3 separate regions of the Homo sapiens genome follow, and all the other regions are linked to region 3. The links are chromatin contacts, found by Hi-C or POLR2A ChIA-PET in ENCODE. All regions are on one chromosome and are shown on one strand. The core of a region is the stretch at or near the end of the contact, and the rest is flanking DNA. Distances in the headings are between cores, read along the strand shown.

Region 1 (3,028 bases), core at 207-2,706, 410 kb after region 3:
CATCTGCAAAATGGGAACCGTAAGGACTAACTTTCAGAGCTGCCTGGGGAGGTTCGGGAGAGAATATATATACACACAAGATTCCTGGCACCCAATAGGCATTCAGTAACTATTTGGAGAGTTGATACAGCGTTTAGCACAGCTGGGCACACAGTCTCTCCATTGCCTTAGCCATGCGTATTATTACGTTTATATTTTATTTACATAGGAACATGTTACGGTTGATCACGCTCCAGACTGTCATTTCAACAAGGCCCTGAGAACTTGGGAGCCCCTCAGGCCTCCTGGAACCCGTCCGGGCTCCCCCAGACATGCCCAGCCCCCGCGCAGCATGCGGCCCGCCCCCCCCATAAATCAGGCCCCGCGACCTGTAATTAACAAGCCGCGGTCCCCATCCCAGGGGCTTCCTGCGCCCCCCCCCCGCCTCTCCAGGAGTGGGGCGGGGGCGGGGAGCTGGGGGGTCCCTCCACCGCCCCTGATTTATGGGCCTCTGTGTGAAGGAGATTTATGAGCTAAGACCGGGGCCGGGACGCGTCGGGAGGCGCCCCAGGGGAGGGACTCGGGGGTCGCCGCCGCCTGAATCCCGCCGCAAGTGGGGGTCGCGGGAGGGGCCGAGGCTGCGGACCCCGCTCCTGGCGCTTCCCTCGGCTCCAGCCTCCCAGGGTCGGGCTCTGAGCTGGGGCGCCCGCGTTGGGGGATTCTTCACGGTCCTTGTTATCCGTCGCCCCGTTTTCAGATGAGAAAACTGAGTCTCAGTAAGTTTCCCCTGACTGCAAAGCTTCCGTTCTCAATTACTTTATTTATTTAATTTTTTTTTTTTGAGGCGGAGTCTCGCTCGGTCTCCAGGCTGGAGTGCAGCGGCGCGATCTCGGCTCACTGCAAGCGCCGCCTCCCGGGTTCACGCCGTTCTCCTGCCTCAGCCTCCCCCGAGCAGCTGGGACTGCAGGCGCCCGTCACCACGCCGGGCTAATTTATTTTTGTATTTTATTTTTGTAGAGATGGGGGTGGGGTGGGTCTCATTTTGTGGGCCAGGCAGGTCTCGAACTCCGCCCGCCTCGCTTGGCAAAGCGCCGGGACTACAGGCTGAACCGCGTGCCCGGCGGGAACTGGGCTCCTCTCTTTGGCATCTCTCCCCACTCACTCCTTTTCTGTCCCTTTTGATCGGCTCCTCTTCTTCCGACAATCCCTTAAAGGTCAAATGTCTCCTTTCAGCTGCAGCTTCTCTCCCGACGTTCAGAGCCGTGTTCCCGTGTCCGGGTGACCGTTCCGCAGACATCTCCACCCAGTTCCCACACTCTGCTCCCTGGCTCCCCGGCTCCCCACCGGGGTGAACGAGCAAAGGAACAAAACCATCGCCCACCCTCCCACCGCCTCCCGCCATCATTGTGGCGGACTCAGAAGGGAACTTTTTATTCCTAGACTCCAAACCTTAGCAACTTTGGAAAGAGAAACGTGGGGCGTGAAGAACAAAAGTGGAACCCCGGCGCCCTCTTCTGGTCAGAAAGTGGAACTCCAGGCCGGGCGCGGTGGCTCACACCTGTAATCCCAGCACTTTGGGAGGCCTGGGCGGGCGGATCTCTTGAGGTCAGGAGTTCGAGACCAGCCTGGCCAACATGGCGAAATCCCGTCGCTACCAAAATACAAAAATTAGCCGGGCGTGGTGGCGGGCGCCTGTAATCCCAGCCACTTGGGAGGCTGAGCCAGGAGAATCGCTTGAACCTGGGAGGTGGAGGTTGCAGTGAGCCCAGATCACGTCACTGCACTCCAGCCTGGGCGACAGAGCAAGACTCCATCGTCTCAAAAAAAAAAGAAAAAAGTTGAACCCCATGAAGCGCTCAGTTCAGGCCTCTTGTTGGGCTAAGGCCCTGCTGCTTGGTGCTGTCCACCTGGGGCTGCCCCTGCAAAAGCTGAAGTTTTATGTCTTGTCATCTGTGCTGGGAGAGGAAGCTGCTCTTTTGCGCTGGTCAGGTTCTTCCTGCACTTCTCTTGGAGGACCTTCAGGTCTTCATCATGTACAACCCGCAGTTTCATTGCACGTAGCCCACCTCTCCTGTCTCAGAGGAAAAATTGATACCATCAGATGCGAACCCTCAGCTTCCTGCCTGGGCCCACAAAGAGATCTGTCTGCACCCATTTGCACGTCCTGCTGTCTGAAGATAACCCTGCTGCTGGGGCGGTGGGGGAAGCATCTCCACTCCCACCCTCACAGAAGGTACACTTTGAGCCGCTAGCTATTATTCCCTCTCTCCAGTTGCTTTTTGATCTTTCATGGGTTTTTGGGGGGTGTTTTTTTGTTTTTTGTTTTTGCTTTTTGAGACAGGGTCTTATTCTGTCACTGAGGCTGGGAGGCAGTAGCATAATCACAGCTCACTGCAGCCTCGACCTCCTGGGCTCAAGCAATCCTTCCACCTCAGCCTCCCGAGCAGCTGGGATTGCAGGCATGCGCCACCAAGCCCGGCTAATTTTTTGTATTTTCAGTAGAGATGGGATTTCACCATGTTGGCCAAGTTGGTCTCGAACTTCTGACCTCGTGATCCACCCACCTCCGCCTCCCAAAGTGCTGGGATTACAGACGTGAGTCGCCGCGACCGGCCACCCATTTTTTGTGCTTTAATGAACGTTATTTTTTAGAATGATTTTAGATGTACAGAAAAACTAGGCCGAGCGAGTGGCTCCTGCCTGTAATCTCAGCACTTTGGGAGCCTGAGGTGGGTGGATCACTGGAGGTCAGGAGTTTGAAACCAGCCTGGCGAACATGGTGAAACCCCGTCTTTACTAAAAATACAAAAAGTAGCCAGATGTGGTGGCACACACCTGTAATCCCAGCTACTTGGGAGGCTGAGGCAGGAGAATCGCATAAATCCAGGAGGTGGAGGTTGCAGTCAGTGGAGACTGTGTCATTGCAATCCAGCCTGGGGGACAAGAGTGAAACTTTGCCTCAAAAGAGAAAGAAAGAAAAAAAAAAGATGTACAGAAAAACTGAGAAGCGAATACCAAGAGTCCCCCATGTATCCTGAACCCATTTCCT
Region 2 (3,197 bases), core at 272-2,771, 320 kb after region 3:
GAAGTTGAATTTGTCAAAAATTAGAGTTTTTGAGATGGAGTATCACTCTGTTGCCCAGGGTGGAGTATAGTGGCGCAATCTCTGCTCACTGCAGCTTCCACCTCCCGGGTTCAAGCGATTCTTCTGCCTCGTCCTCTCTGAGTTGCTGGGACTACAGGTGCCCACCACCACGCCTGGCAATAATTCGTATTTTCAGTAGAGACAGGGTTTCCCCGTGTTAGCCCGGATGGTCTCAATCTCCTAACCTCGTGATCCACCTGCCTCAGCCTCCCAAAGTGCTGGGATTACAGGCCCGAGTCACCGCACCTGGCCTAGTATTACATCTTTTTTTTTTTTCCTTTTTTCGTGAGACAGAGTCTTGCTTTGTCACCCAGGCTGGAGTGCAGTGGTGCTATCTTGGCTCACTGCAAACTCCGCCTCCCGGGTTCACGCCATTCTCCTGTCTCAGCCTTCCTGGTAGCTGGGACTACAGGTGCCCGCCACCATGCCCGGCTAATTTTTTTTTGTATTTTTAGTAGAGGCGGGGTTTCCCCGTGTTAACCCGGATGGTCTCAATCTCCTAACCTCGTGATCCGCCTGCCTCGGCCTCCCAAAATGCTGGGATTACAGGCGTGAGCCACTGTTCCCGGCCTACATTTTTTAATAAATTGGTTTTGAAACTGCAATGGTGCCTGCCTGTAATCTCGGCTGTTCAGCAAGGTGAGGCAGAAGGATCACTTGAGCCCAGGAGTTTGACACCAGCTTGGGCAAGATAAAACTTCATCTCACAAAATAAAATACTACTTTTGTGACTTGGGTTCCGTGGTGAATATAGGAGAATCGTCATGAAAGTGGCAGTTTACTAGGATGTGACTTTGCATTTAGTTTAAGGATTATTTAGATTTTTTTGTTTTTTAAAGAGACGGTATTTATGTCTTTTAATTTTAGAATATGTTAATGTCTGTCCCAGCATGTTGGAACATAATTTCTTTAAAGGGAGGGATCATTGCTTTTTCTCAAGTGATTTTAGTCTCTTCACCCTGTGGTAAGAGGATTGTTTCATATACGAATCCATAGGTAGGAAATACATGTTCTCCCTGCCTGTTCCCCTCTCTCCAAAATGTAGATACACTGGGCAAAGAAACATAGCCAAGGAATCCTTTTTCCCCTAATATCTGTATGTCTTTCAAGAGGATATTACTTCCTTCTCAGAGTAGAAGGGAGGAGGAGTAGACAGATTGTTGCTTAGAGTGAAGTTTACACGAAGTAAGACCAAAGTCCGGCTCCTGTATCATTGTTTTCCTTTGTCCTGCTCTGTTGGTTTATTTTTCTTGTAATGTTGCTTTCATATGATTGTTCTCCCTCCCTTTTTCCTTGCAATATAGATTCCTAAAGGAAAACCCAACTCTTCCTTTCCTAAAAACTCTACTTTGTAAGTCACGTTCATGGCACAGTGAATTCCGCTTTCAGTTTTGGTTCTTCACTAATCATGCCTGCGTATGATCGTCCTGTTGCTTACAGACTCTGCCTGTTCCACCTTCCAGGGCGCTGACCTAAGCCTTTTCCGGCCTGCTCCTCCTGCCTACTGTGGTTGGATGTGATGTATATGACAGTGACATTTTTATGCCAAAGTTACTTGGAACTTCTGGCACATCTCATGGTTGCTTACAAGCGAGTTGTGTTCTAGTGTTTGTGTTAATGATACTTTGGCAGTGATTTGCTGTTAGAGTGAATGTTCCTATCATGTTTCCTACGTTTGAATACGTTATTGTCCTTTGGAGAACAGTTGGGTGCCCATCAGTTCTTTCATCCCTAAGCAATTTTTTTTTGCCTTTGCATATTTTTTTTCTGTCTTATGAATTAAAGATCTTCATGTATTTTAAGTAGTTTTAAAATTTTATACATTTTTTTGAGACGGAGTTTTGCTCTTGTTGCCCCGCCTGGAGTGCAGTGGCGTTCAAAGCTCACTGCAGAAATAGAACTCCCCCACCTCAGCCCCCCAAGTAGCTGGGACTATAGACATGTGGCCCCATGCCCAGCGTATGTAGTTTTTTTTTTTTTTGAGACGGAGTCTCGATTGTCGCCCAGGCTGGAGTGCAGCGGCAGAATCTTGGCTCACTGAAAGCTCCGCCTCCTGGGTTCACGCCATTCTCCTGCCTCCCGAGTAGCTGGGACTACAGGCGCCTGCCACCATGCCTGGCTAATTTTTTTTTTTTTTTTTTGTATTTTTAGTAGAGACAGGGTTTCACTGTGTTAGCCAGGATGGTCTCGATCTCCTGACCTCATGATCCACCTCTCTTGGCCTCCCAAAGTGCTGGTATTACAGGCGTGAGCCACCATGCCTGGCTCCAGCATACATAGTTTTTTACTTTTAGTTTTATTTATTCTTTTTTTTTTTTTTTTGAGACGGAGTCTCACTCTGTTACCCAGGCTGGAGTGTAGTGGCATGTTCTTGGCTCGCTGCAACCTCCGTCTCCTGGGTTCAAGCAATTCTCATGCCTCAGCTTCCCAGGTAGCTGGGATTACAGGCATGTGCCACCACGCCAGGCTAATTTTTTGTATTATTTTTTCAGTAGAGATGGGGATTTACTGTGTTAGCCAGGATGGTCTTGATCTTCTGACCTCGTGATCCGCCCGCCTTTGCTTCCCAAAGTGCTGGGATTACAGGCGTGAGCCACCGTGCCCGGCGTTATGTTCATTTTTTGTAGAGACAGGGCTTCACTGTGTTGCTGAGGCTGTAAGTGGGTTTTGAAGTCACACAGCAATGTCAAGCGTTTCCGCCGCAGAAGAGATTTGAAAACTACTGAAACCTTGATGCTGTGACATTTGTCATTTTGAGATCATTTAGGCTGTTTCAAAGCTGTACTCAGTGTAAATGCTTCATGTGTGTAGGCAGCTAGTTTGGTGTTATTTGTCCATCCTAATTAAATAATTTAACAAGCATTATGAATGGATAGTCATTTGAACATTTATGATTCTTGGGTTGATTTTTCATTTATTTTGTTTCAAACTAGTTAACTGTGTAGTAATTGTAAGTGGTTTTTTTAAAAAAGTACAAGTGAATGTAACTTTTACCTGTTACATCATTTTTAAGGGAAAAGCCTGCATGCTTCTTTATTTTGGCTGACTTGTTTAATGCATACTAATAGGTAGATGACCCTCCAACCAATAGGTGGCTTTCTGTTGCATGTCATAGTGCAGTTGAAACTCCTTAGGGT
Region 3 (3,029 bases), core at 110-2,609:
GCTTCCCACACTACAGATGCAGACTTTGTCAAATTTCTGTGTTAGATGATTCACTCTTGCAGCTGTGAGAAAGATGGACCTGAAAGGATAGGATGGGAGACCAGGTTTGGGGACCACTGAAGAAGTCCAGATAAAAATGATGAGAGCAGGCCAGGCGCGGGGGCTCACGCCTGTAATCCCAGCACTTTGGGAGGCCCAGGCAGGTGGATCACCTGAGGTCAGGAGTTTGAGACCAGCCTGACCAACATGGGGAAACCCCATCTCTACTTAAAATATGAAAATTAGCCGGGCGTGGTGGTGCACACCTGTAATCCCAGCTACACAGGAGGCTGAGGCAGGAGAATCGCTGGAACCCGGGAGGCGGAGGTTGCAGTGAGCCGAGATCCCACCAGTGCACTCCAGCCTGGCAACAGGGTGAGACTCTGTCTCCAAAAAAATACATAAATCAATAAAAATGATGAGAGCACTGAAAGTAGAGGTAGGAAGAGGGGAACAGATTTGATAAGAAGTTAGCAGATAAAATCAGCAGAACTTTGTGGTCCTGGGATGCTCAAAGAAAAGTCAAAAATGATGTGCAGATTTTGGCATGGGTGACTAGGTGGGTGTTAGTGCCACCAACTGGAAGACCACATGAACAAGAACAGGTTTAGGATCGAAGATAAAGAAATCTAGTTTAGGATATATAAAGTTTGAAGTTCCTGAGAACATTCAGATGGAGATTTCCCCAGGTATTTATTTATACCTTATTTCTTCAGTTCCAAGATACATATTTAAGTACATATATACACATGTGTAGATTCCTGATTCCTTCTGCTCCCTTAGTGGTGCCTCTTTAATTGATGATCTGTTAGATTTGATTTAAAAAGTATGAGTGAGACATTCCAGGGAGAGAAATGAAACTAGAAAGGTAAGAGCAGTCAGGGATAGCTTAGAGGTTCCTAGGTGAGAAGCAATCTGAAGAAACATGGAGAACAGGTCTGGATTAAAGATGTAGATTTCGGAGCCTATCCACAAAAGGTCAAAAGCTCAAGAATGAGTGACATCACCCAGGGACAATGTGGAGTGAGAAGAGGAGAGGGAGGAATTTGGAAATGTGGGGAATACTAAGATGAAGTGTGGTCAGAACCTGTGGGAGGGTGCCGGGTCTTGGAACCAAGGCCTTCAGGAACACGTGTCCAGAATTGGGGTGATGCTGAGCAGTGTCAGTTGCCTAAGAGCATTTCAGTTAGATGAGGACTGAAAAGTATCCATTGGATTTGACAGTTAGGACGTCATTGGTGACCTTAGCAGGAGCTGTTACAGAAATAGTAGGGATGGAAGCCAGATGGCAGTGGGTGAGGCTTCATGGGAAGTGAGTGAGTGGAGACAGCAAGGACAATCTGTTTGTCAGTTGAAGAGAAGGAAGGACATCAGATGCCACCTAGAGGGAGCTGTAAGTCAGTGCAGGTGTTTTTGAATGACAGTGACTTGAGCGTGTTTTAATTAAGGAGCCCAGTAGCAGTTGAGTGTACAAGAGAAAAGTGTGGAATTGGCTGGACACAGTGGCTCACGCCCGTAATCCCAGCACTTTGGGAGGCCAAGGTGGGTGAATCACCAAGTCAGGAGTTCGAGACCAGCCTGGCCAACATGGTGAAACCCCGTCTCTACTAAAAATACAAAAATTAGCCAGGCGCGGTGGCGGGTGCCTGTAATCTCAGCTACTCGGGAGGCTGAGGCAGGAGAATTGCTTGAACCCGGGAGGTAGAGGTTGCAGTGAGCCAAGATCGTGCCACTGCACCCCAGCCTCGGCGACAGAGCAAGACTCCGTCTCGAAGAAAAGAAAAGTAGGTAATTGATGAGCAGAGGTGCAGAGGGTCTCCCTAGGGATAGAATAAAGAGCAAGCAGAGGAAAAATCCTCTGAACCTGACAGGAAAGAGGTCTGGAAAGATGTGGATATAGATGAGGTTAGTGGGAAGCTATAACAGGATTTTGAGTTTTTCAGCTTTTCTTGGGCTGCAGTTAGGGGAAAGAGTTGTGCATAGTGAATTTCATGGTATTAGGGTATGATGATTGCTGAAGAAACTGAGAGGGATTGGAAGGTGTGTTGGGAGCTCAGCTGGGTTTTGGGAAGACAACTCTGAGCATTTGTTTTTCCCAGAATCACCCAGCTACTCAGTGACAGGGATGCAGAAGGTGGATAGATTACACTGGTGATTAAGGAATAGAGCTCTGTTAGAAGACAGTTGTAGAGTGGTAAGGCATTGAATGCAAGGGAATCAAGAGTGCGGGACCCAGCCGGCCGCGGTGGCTCATACCTGTAATCCCAGCACTTTGGGAGGCCGAGGCGGGTGGATCACGAGTTCAGGAGATTGAGACCATCCTGGCTAACGCGGTGAAACCCCGTCTCTACTAAAAATACAAAAAATTAGCTGGATGTCGTGGCGGGCGCCTGTGGTCCCAGCTACTCAGGGGGGCTGATGCAGGAGAATGGCAGGAACCTGGGAGGCAGAGCTTGCAGTGAACCGAGATCGCGACACTGCACTCCAGCCTGGGTGACAGAGCAAGACTCTGTCTCAAAAAAAAAAAAAAAAAAAAAAAAAGAATGCTAGACCCCATTGAGATACTGGAAGAGGGGAGAGGAGAGAGAGCAGAAGAGGCCATTGGCCTGGGAAAGAATTGTAGGCATCAGGGAACTGGATATCAGAAGTTAGAGGCTGAGGAGTGGAGGAGTGTCTGAGAGGGTAAGGATGCAGTTGACTCTAGTGGTTAGAAGCACAGGCTCTGGAGTCAGATGGGGTTCACATCATATCTTTGTCATATTACTAGTTGGGATCTTGGGAATATTGCCCATGCTGGGCCTCAATTCCCTCATCTGTAAAATAGGGATACTGATAGGACCTAGGTCAGACGGCTTTTGTGAGAATTAAATGAAACGGGGTATTTAGTAAGCCATATTACTTGGTAAATTGCATGATAAAGCTGGGCATGGTGGCTTATGCCTGCAATCCCAGCACTTTTGGAAGCCGAGGTGGGAGGACTGCTTGAGCCC

The links. A loop is a pair of places that touch in the nucleus more often than their neighbours do. ChIA-PET counts read pairs that join two places held with the same protein, here RNA polymerase II (POLR2A). Pooled maps may share reads with other maps.
Region 1: a pooled map shows a loop between it and region 3 (3-fold over the local background). The contact joins two enhancer-like sites. A Hi-C loop is called at or near these places in 1 of 50 pooled maps. POLR2A ChIA-PET finds 5 or more read pairs at or near these places in 3 of 52 experiments (HEK293, HepG2 and naive thymus-derived CD8-positive, alpha-beta T cell).
Region 2: POLR2A ChIA-PET joins it to region 3 with 12 read pairs in PC-9. The contact joins two enhancer-like sites. POLR2A ChIA-PET finds 5 or more read pairs at or near these places in 2 of 52 experiments (PC-9 and activated B cell).

The regions. Positions count from the first base shown.
Region 1 is chr17:1,257,744-1,260,771 of GRCh38, reverse strand. No RefSeq gene overlaps it. Among named protein-coding and RNA genes, the nearest start is that of BHLHA9, 11 kb to the left of the region's middle. Within about 2 kb of position 1,456, at least 14 of the 41 ENCODE cell types and tissues checked have a DNase peak (open chromatin) inside an H3K27ac peak, as active enhancers do.
Region 2 is chr17:1,346,176-1,349,372 of GRCh38, reverse strand. The region is part of intron 5 of YWHAE (tyrosine 3-monooxygenase/tryptophan 5-monooxygenase activation protein epsilon); the gene reads left to right. Among named protein-coding and RNA genes, the nearest start is that of YWHAE, 52 kb to the left of the region's middle. RefSeq lists an enhancer at 1,364-1,658. Within about 2 kb of position 1,521, at least 23 of the 41 ENCODE cell types and tissues checked have a DNase peak (open chromatin) inside an H3K27ac peak, as active enhancers do.
Region 3 is chr17:1,667,906-1,670,934 of GRCh38, reverse strand. All of the region lies in intron 24 of PRPF8 (pre-mRNA processing factor 8), which reads left to right. Among named protein-coding and RNA genes, the nearest start is that of PRPF8, 15 kb to the left of the region's middle. Within about 2 kb of position 1,359, at least 15 of the 41 ENCODE cell types and tissues checked have a DNase peak (open chromatin) inside an H3K27ac peak, as active enhancers do.